2 separate regions of the Homo sapiens genome follow, and region 2 is linked to region 1. Evidence: chromatin contacts called from ENCODE Hi-C or POLR2A ChIA-PET data. All regions are on one chromosome and are shown on one strand. Each heading gives the region's core, a stretch centred on a gene start or an enhancer-like site at or near the end of the contact. The rest is flanking DNA. Distances are from core to core; before and after follow the strand shown.

What was found. Hi-C counts contacts between places; a loop is a spot of excess contacts on that map. ChIA-PET counts read pairs that join two places held with the same protein, here RNA polymerase II (POLR2A).
Region 2: a loop to region 1 is called in a map of K562, with 2.2 times the contacts of the local background. The contact joins the enhancer-like site here to the promoter of ADGRG3 in region 1. A Hi-C loop is called at or near these places in 1 of 168 maps with a recorded cell type or tissue (K562). POLR2A ChIA-PET finds 5 or more read pairs at or near these places in 2 of 52 experiments (BJ and HepG2).

Annotation. Positions count from the first base shown.
Region 1 is chr16:57,665,479-57,669,692 of GRCh38, reverse strand. ADGRG3 (adhesion G protein-coupled receptor G3) reads right to left here and starts at 1,387. Exons shown (of 12, transcript NM_170776.5): 1 at 1,288-1,387. The coding sequence starts at 1,345. ADGRG1 (adhesion G protein-coupled receptor G1) reads right to left here. Exons shown (of 14, transcript NM_201525.4): 14 at 4,126-4,214.
Region 2 is chr16:57,891,473-57,895,260 of GRCh38, reverse strand. All of the region lies in intron 31 of CNGB1 (cyclic nucleotide gated channel subunit beta 1), which reads left to right. Among named protein-coding and RNA genes, the nearest start is that of CNGB1, 78 kb to the left of the region's middle. Within about 2 kb of position 2,381, at least 8 of the 41 ENCODE cell types and tissues checked have a DNase peak (open chromatin) inside an H3K27ac peak, as active enhancers do.

The DNA.
Region 1 (4,214 bases), core at 138-2,637:
CAAATGGAGAATGGAGACTAACACATCACTGTCCACACAGGAAGTGTGCAGACCTTCCTGTGTGTAGACCTCTCAGAGCTCCTTGCTCAATCAAATGGCTGCTGCTCTGCCCCAACCAGAGCACCCACATCACCATGGGGGAAACAGCATCACCTGGAGGAGGCTTGAAGGCCCAACCAGCGATGACAGCTGGGACCTGAGGACGCCCATGAGCCCTGGTCACAGCTGCCATCGGTGGCTCCGTTCATTCATCTATCAAGGGCTGCCTGGTGGCCTGCTCTGTACCAGGGCCTCCCGGGGCCACTAGGAGGACAGTGCTGTCATCTCCCACCCTTTTTTGAGCCAGGGACTGATTCACTCCACTGAATCTTCCAATGTTTGAAAAGAAGAGGGTTATTTGAAGACCAAATAAGTTGATCTATGTGGCCAAAGTCACGCGACCACACGCTGGACACACAGGGAGATGGACATGCAGGCCCCTCACCGAGTCAGGAGCAAAAAGAGAGTGGCCTGCAAGGCCCTGAGACAGGAGCACTGAGGAGGGAGCACTAACGGGGGAGCACCTCCCTCTGTCCGAGAGGGTTGCTAAGACGCCACAGAGGCCAAGAAGGGTAAATGGAGCTGGCTAAGTGGGCAAGGGGTAGGGGGACAGCTTTCCTGGGAGAGAGGCCAGCAAAGGCAAGGCCCGGGCACTTCCATGGCCTCTGGAGACGCACCATGTGTTTGTGTGTGAGACGGGAGAGTGACGGGGAGGAGTGTGGATCCTGGCTCAGGCCACTGAGGACCAAGAGGTTGTGGCTGAGACTGGGAGAGGGAGCCGGTGTGGGGTGACATGTGCGGGAGGAGAGGTCCAGAAGAACGAGGTGACAGACCTTCCTGGCCTCAGCTTCCAGAGTGTCTGAATCCCGTCCCCAGGATCTCACAAGCCAGCTGGAGAATTGCCTGCCCGGGGCCAACCCCTGTCTCAGAGCCAGGCCTGTCAGGGAGACACAGCCCAGGTTGGGGAGTCAGGGAGCACCCTCCGACCTCCCCTATCTCCAGGGCACTGTGGAGCAACAAAGGGAACCTGAGACCAGTCCTGAGCAAGGTTTAGTGGAAGGACAGGACTGACCCAAAGGGACAGGGCTAGAGAAGGTGCTGAGGCGGCCACGGGGGGTATCGGAGGACACATCCCAGACACCCCAACTCCTCACCTTCTCCAGTCCCTGCGTCTGTCCCTGGATCCCTCCCTCGGCAGGGCAGGGTCGGCCCAGCGTGGCAGGAGGGGATGAGGTGCCAGCCACTCACCTGAGGTCGGGAGCAGGAGGAGCAGGAGCAGGGCCCCCAGGCCCCTGGGCGTCGCCATCCTTGGCCAGCCTTGCCCACGCCAGGAGCTCTGTGGCTGTCTGGCCCTCTGGCCCCAGGCTCTGCTGAGCTGGCCTGCCCCCACCCTGCAGCCCCACCACTCTGGCTTCCTGTGTCCTCTTTCTCACCCTTCCTGCTCGATGGCGCCATTGGTTGGGTTGTGAAAGGTGAGTGTGGGGAACTGGGCAGTGCTCCCAGTCTCACCGCACCCTGGGTCCACCTGCAGAGGGAGCTGCTGAGCCCACCCAGGTATGTGCCCCCGGGGCCCCACTGGGGTGGGATCTACGGGGCTAGGGGCTGGGTGGCCACAGGGGCCTGGCTCAGAGCGGATCCCTGGGAACTGTGGTGAGCACAGGCTTTGGAGTCAGGCGCACCTACTCAGACCCCTCCTCTCACAAGCTGGGAGCCTCTCTGAGCCTCAGTTTCCTCCTCTGTAAAGTGAAGATGGCAATGGGGCTGCCTCCTAAGGCTGTGTCAGGGTTTGATGAGACCTGCAACAAGCTGGGCACAGAGCCTGGCTCTGGGCATGAGGACGAAGACCCAGATGGTGCCTATGGCTTGAACCAGGCTGGAGGGTGTGGGAGGAGAGCAGGAGCTGGCCCTGCAGCCTGAGCTTCCCCCACCAGCCTGGATAACAGGACGGACCCAGAGGCAGGGTAGCGGGAAGACAGCAGTGCGGCCCCGGGGGCTGGTCAGGCCTGAGCTAACATCCATCCTGGCCACTTCCTGGCCGGGTGACCTTGCATGCACTGTCTGTCACCCTGAGCCTCCCGAGGTGTGTGATGAAATCATGGATGACGCAGGCGGAGCCGCCTGTGGCCATTACATCATTTCTGATCATCAGAGCTGTGAAATTGTTGTCTTTACACCCCAAATGGTCACTGATCAGGTGGGAGGTGGGGGTGGCAAACACTCCTGGGCTTCAGCCTAAAGGAATTAGGGCGCCAGCCACTCGGGCCAACTCTGGAGGCCCCACGGATGCACTGTGCATGAGGCCATGGCCACTTGGCAATTGGAAGGTGAAGGGCATCCCACCAAGGTGTGTGGTTGCTGGCATCCCCCTCTGGCCCACGGGGCTGGCACTAGCCCTACTCAGCCTTGGGATTGAACTGGGGAGCCGCTCAGCCCCTGCTGGCCTCCATTTCCTCCTCCTCCCACTCAGTGTCTCCTGCTGAGCCCTCTGGGTCTGGGAAGGGGTAGGGAGGGGATGTCAGGGTCACTCATGGTGTGGGAGCAGGTGGGAATTCAGCATGGAGCAGCAGGTCAGAGCCCAGGGCTTCCTGAGCCCCAGAAACTTCCTCTGCAGGGAGGGCTGCGAAGGCAGATGAATGGCTGGGCCTGCCACTGCTCCACACCTGGCCAGCCTTCTCCTGGAAGATCTGCAGACCTCCCTCCCAGCTGCAGGTGAGGGTGAGGTGGGGCAGTGGACTTGGATGTGCTGGGCCCATCGCTGAAGCCCCATCCTGGCACCTGGGCCCTCAGAGAGGCTCGCAGGTACCAGTGTGTGAAGAAGCGCCTGGGGGTGAGCAGACTGAGATTCCGAGCAGCCAGCCCACCTGGGAAGTGGGCAGAGGGCAGGTGCAGGGGAAGGTCAGGCAGGGCTGGAAGGAGGGCCACCTTTTCCTAAGGCCCCTTCCCTGAAACGCCCCCTGGGGACCAGGGACTAGCCTGGAGCCACTCACAGAACCCTGAGACCCCCCCCAACCCCAGGGCCAACAAAACAGTAGTGTCCCTTCCTGCCGCCTCCTGCCCCAGCTTCTCCCAATGGCTCCAGTGGGCAGGGCCTCAAGTCCTCCAGCGAGACCCAGCCAGCATTCAGCCCTCAGCTGCTCCAATCCATTTCCCAAGCTAAAGGGATGTTTCCAGATGCACGCCTGGCCACATGCTGGCAGAAAGGGCGATCCCACTGTCCAAAGCCCCACAGCCTGGGAAAGTGCATGATAATAACCATCGGGGTAAAAGGATCAGCATGGAACTGTTGGTGCCCTGTGCAGGGCCTACCTGAGAAGGTGAGACCCAACCCAAGACCCCTCCCCACTACCTGAGCCAGCCTCAGATGCAGAAACAAAATGTTTGAGAAGCAGGAGAATTGCGGAGGAACGGGGCTGGGTCATTTCCCCCCCATTCTGGAAGATGGGGGGAGTTGCCTCAACCCCCATCCCAGGACCTAGCCCAGCCATGGGGCTCTGAGAGACCCCCCTCACGGAGACCTAGAAGCCTGTAAGGAGGGAAGCTGGCTTTGATCCCCCGGGGCTGCCCAATCCGGACACTGGGGTAGGGGAGGCTTGGGAAGGTTTGGCCTCTGTCCTTTGGAGCTGGGGGCATAAGAGGAGCCCCCCACCTGCAGAAAGGTGGGGACAGAGGTCAGTGGAGGGAGTGGAGGGGGTGGAGGGAGGGCTGGGAGAGCAGCAGGGCACAGGGGTTCTTGGTCCCTGCAGGTCCCAAGATCCCACATTCACGCCCCTCAGAGGGCACTGCCAGTCTAGACCCAGCTGCCTCACACCCACCTTGTCCAATCCAAGACTCTGAGCCTCTTCCCCTGCTGGGCATCCCCCTAGAGTGGCCAGGGGAGGAGGGAGGAGCCTGCAGAAGGGAGAGAGTGGACTGTGGGCCTTGGGGAGGACTTTGGCTGCACTGGGACCTCTTACCTGAACACAGTAGCAATGATCCGTTGTGACTGCCCTCATCACAGGGAAGATGGGAACCTGCGTGATCTGCCTCACCTGGGCCTTAGGAGCGGGAGGAGAGATTGATTTGGTGGAACAAGGTTAAAGGCAGGGATGGGAGAGAAGTCCAGTGATTTAATTCTTGCAGCCCACCTGCTGCAGAGTGATCAGTAAACTGGTTGCATAAATCCCAGGACCAGGCAG
Region 2 (3,788 bases), core at 1,132-3,631, 220 kb before region 1:
TTGGCTAGACTGGTCTCAAACTCCTGACCTCAGGTGATCTGCCTGCCTTGGCTTCCCAGAGTTGCTGGGATTACAGGTGTGAGCCACCGTGCCCTGCCACCACATATTAGAATTCATTCTAATATTCTCCCTTTTCATACTTGTAAATCTCTTCTCCAACACTGAGCAATACAGGGAAGTTCATTTCAGAATTTCCAGCCCATGTCACTGTAAAAACAAAAAGTAAGGCTTCTAGGTAGAGTTCAGTACTGGATGCAGTTCTTTTGTGTTTAGCCCGAGTATATATGATGGAAGTGTTACGTTCAAAGTTATCTGGAGTCGTTCTCTTCCTCCACTACCCTTTAATGTGGTTACTTTATTCATTTGAAATACAGGTAGGTTCACTTGTTTCAGTTTACATTCCATTTAGGGCTCCTGCCACCCTGATCTTTGTTGACTTTTTCTTGTTTTCAGTATGTAGAACATTAACATGTTCCTGAAGGTCAACACTCTGCAAAATGGGGCACTCAGAAAAGCGTCCCAACTCTCCCTGTCCCCATTGCCCCCTGACTGCAACTCCCATTATTACGTGGCTCGTTGCATCAATTTCTGCCTTTTCTTTCCTCTGCTTACTTTTGCGAAAATGGACAAGTCCACAGACATTTTCTTTTTTTCTTTTTTGAGATGAAGTCTCATTCTGTAGCCTGGGCTGGAGTGCAGTGGTTAGGTCTTGGCTCACTGCAACCTCCACCTCCCGGGTTCAGGTGATTCTCCTGCCTCAGCCTCCTGAGTAGCTGGGATTACAGGCATCTGCCACCATTCCCAGCTAATTTTTGTATTTTTAGTAGAGATGGGGCTTTGCCACGTTGGCCAGGCTTGTCTCGAACTTCTCACCTCAGGTGATCTGCCCGCTTCTGCCTCCCAAAATTCTGGGATTACAGGTGTGAGCCACCACACCCAGCCCAAACATTTTCTTATTTCTTCTTCTTTCTTACACAAAATATGGCATGCTGTAGATTCTTGTACTTTGCTTTGTTTCCACATGACGACAAAACCCGGAAATCATTGTCTATCAGTGCAGAGTCAGCTTCCTCATTCCTTTCCACAGTGGCAGAACATTCCTGTAAATGGACATTTAGGGTATTTCCACAATTTTGCAATTACAAACAGTGGTGCAACGAATAACCGTGTGCATCCGTATTTTGCATTGTTGGGGAACAGGTCATTCTTTTTAGAAAAGCCGGTTTTTGTTTTCAAACCCTTAAGATCAGGTTTCAAATTGAGCGACAGGCAACGTAGTGTGTCAGGAACCCCACAATAGGTCTGGGAGGCTGGCGGGGCTCAGATCCCTTCCATGTGAGGTGCTGGCTGTGTGACTTTGAGGAAGTTGTTTAACTTTTCTGGTCTCAGTTGTCTCCTATGTAAAATAAAGGTCATAACCCCTACTTTGCTGCTGTAAATTTTTTTTGTTTTTTTGAGATGGAGTCTTGCTTTGTCGCCAAGGCTGGAGTGCAGTGGCGCAATCCTGGCTCACTGTAACCTCTGCCTCCTGGGTTCAAACAATTCGATTCTCCTGCCTCAGCCACCCCAATAGCTGGGACTACTGCAGGCACATGCCACCACACCCGGCTAATTTTTGTATTTTAAGTAGAGACGGGGTTTCACCATGTTGACCAGGCTGGTCTGGGACTTCTGACCTCAGGCGATCTGCCCGCCTTGGCCTCCCAAAGTGCTGGGATTACAGGTGTGAGCCACTGTGCCTGGCCTGCTGCTGTGAAAATTAAATAGTGTGCAGGAATGTCTCCGGTGGGGTGCCTGTCATACAAGAGAGCTCAGTGCATGTTAATAAGGATCACTTCAGGCCGGGCGCAATGCTGCATGATTGTAATCCCAGCACTTTAGGAGGCTGAGGCGGGAGGATCATTTCAGCCCAAATATTTAAGGTTACAGTGAGTTATGATCGTGCCACTGCACTCCAGCCTGGGTGACAGAGCAAGACCCTGTCTCTCAGATAAATAAGCAATTGTTCCTCTGTAGCCATCAAATTCACCCTATAATTTTTCAGTTGGGTAAAACCTTTTTAATCCACATATCTGGGTTTTCCTCCTTGTCTTGTATCACACATTCTTATTTTCCCCTTCATTCTATACAATGACACCATAAATAAACTGCACAGAGAGCTGTCATAATAGAGGGAAGAAACTCACCAGCATCCATTCCTACAGCACAGTGATGTATCGAGTACACAGTGCTGAGTTCTGGGGACACAGGAGGGACCAAACAAAACTCACATTCTAGTCAGGGAACCGGCAATGGAAAGATGAGCGATGATGTGATGCGTCTGGCTACGAGGAAACACAAAGCCACGGGAGGAGCGGGAAGTGACGGAGAGCTGTCTGAGATAAGCTGGTTGGGGAAGCTGCTCTGAGCAGGTGGCATTTCAACGAGACCTGCACAAAGCAAAGGAGTGAGCTGGGGGACTGATGGCTGGGTACAGCATTCTGGGAAGAGGGAACAGCATGTGCAGAGGCCCTGGGGAGGAGCAGGCTTAGTGTGTGGGTGGCACAACAGCAAGAAAATTAGCATAGCTTGGTATGGGATCAGAGGAGTCTAGGGGAAGAGATTGGGTCAGACCTCAGAGGAAGATGGGAGCCATGGAGAGTTTTACACAGAGGAGTGACTTGAAGTGCCTTAGGTTTTCACAGGAGCCCTTTGGCAGCTTCGAGGTAAAAGGATGTAGTGTTGATGTCCAAGCATCATGCACACAAGACACTGAGGTCCCCTGGGGAAGGAAGCTGCCCCCAAACTCACCTTACCTGGTTGCTCTCAAGGGACCCACTGGACCCTTCCAAAACCCAGTCTATCTGAATTTCTCCCAGAAAATCTCCCCACGTTCCCCACCACATCAGTGGTGCGTGCCAGTGCCTCCTCTCCCCAGGGACAGGGAGGTAGAGTGGACCCTTGTGATTCATGGACTCCATATTTGCAAATTCGCCTCCTCACTGAAATGGACTTGCAACGCCAAGATCAATACTAACAGGCTTTTGTGGTCATTCAAGGACATGCCCAGAGCAGCAAAATACTTGAGTCACCCCAAGTGCACGCTCCCCGCTGAAGTCCCTGTTCTGTCTTGTGGTTTTAGCTCTTGTACTGCGAAGAGGTGTCTTTTTATGGTCCATTTAATGCTACTCTTTTTTTTTTTTTTTTTTGCATTTTTGTGCTTTTTGTTGGCGATTGCACTGTTTAAAATGGCCCCCCAGCATAGTGCTGAAGTGCCGTCTCATGTTCCTAAGCACAAGAAGTCTGCAATGTGCCTTACACAGAAAATATGTGTTAGATAAGCTTCATTCAGGCATGAATTACAGTGCTGTTGGCTGTGCGTTCAATGTTAATAAAACAATAATCTATATTTAATAAGATGTCTTTAGCCGGCACAGTGGCTCATGCCTGTAATCCCAGCACTTTGGGAGGCTGAGGTGGGTGGATCACCTGAGGTCAGGAGTTCAGGATCAGCCTGGCCAACATGGTGAAACCCCATCTCTACTAAAAATACAAAAATTAGCCAGGCGTGGTCATGGGCACCTATCATCCCAGCTACCCGGGAGGCTGAGGCAGGAGAATGGCTTGACCCTGGGAGGCAGAGGTTGCAGTGAGCCAAGATCACACCACTGTAATGCAGCCTGGGCAACAAAGTGAGACTCTGTCTCAAAATAATAATAATAATAATGTCTTTAAAAAGAAACACACATAAGACAAGTTTATTATTATTAATTTTAGAGACAGGGTCGTGCTCTTTCACCCAGGCTGGA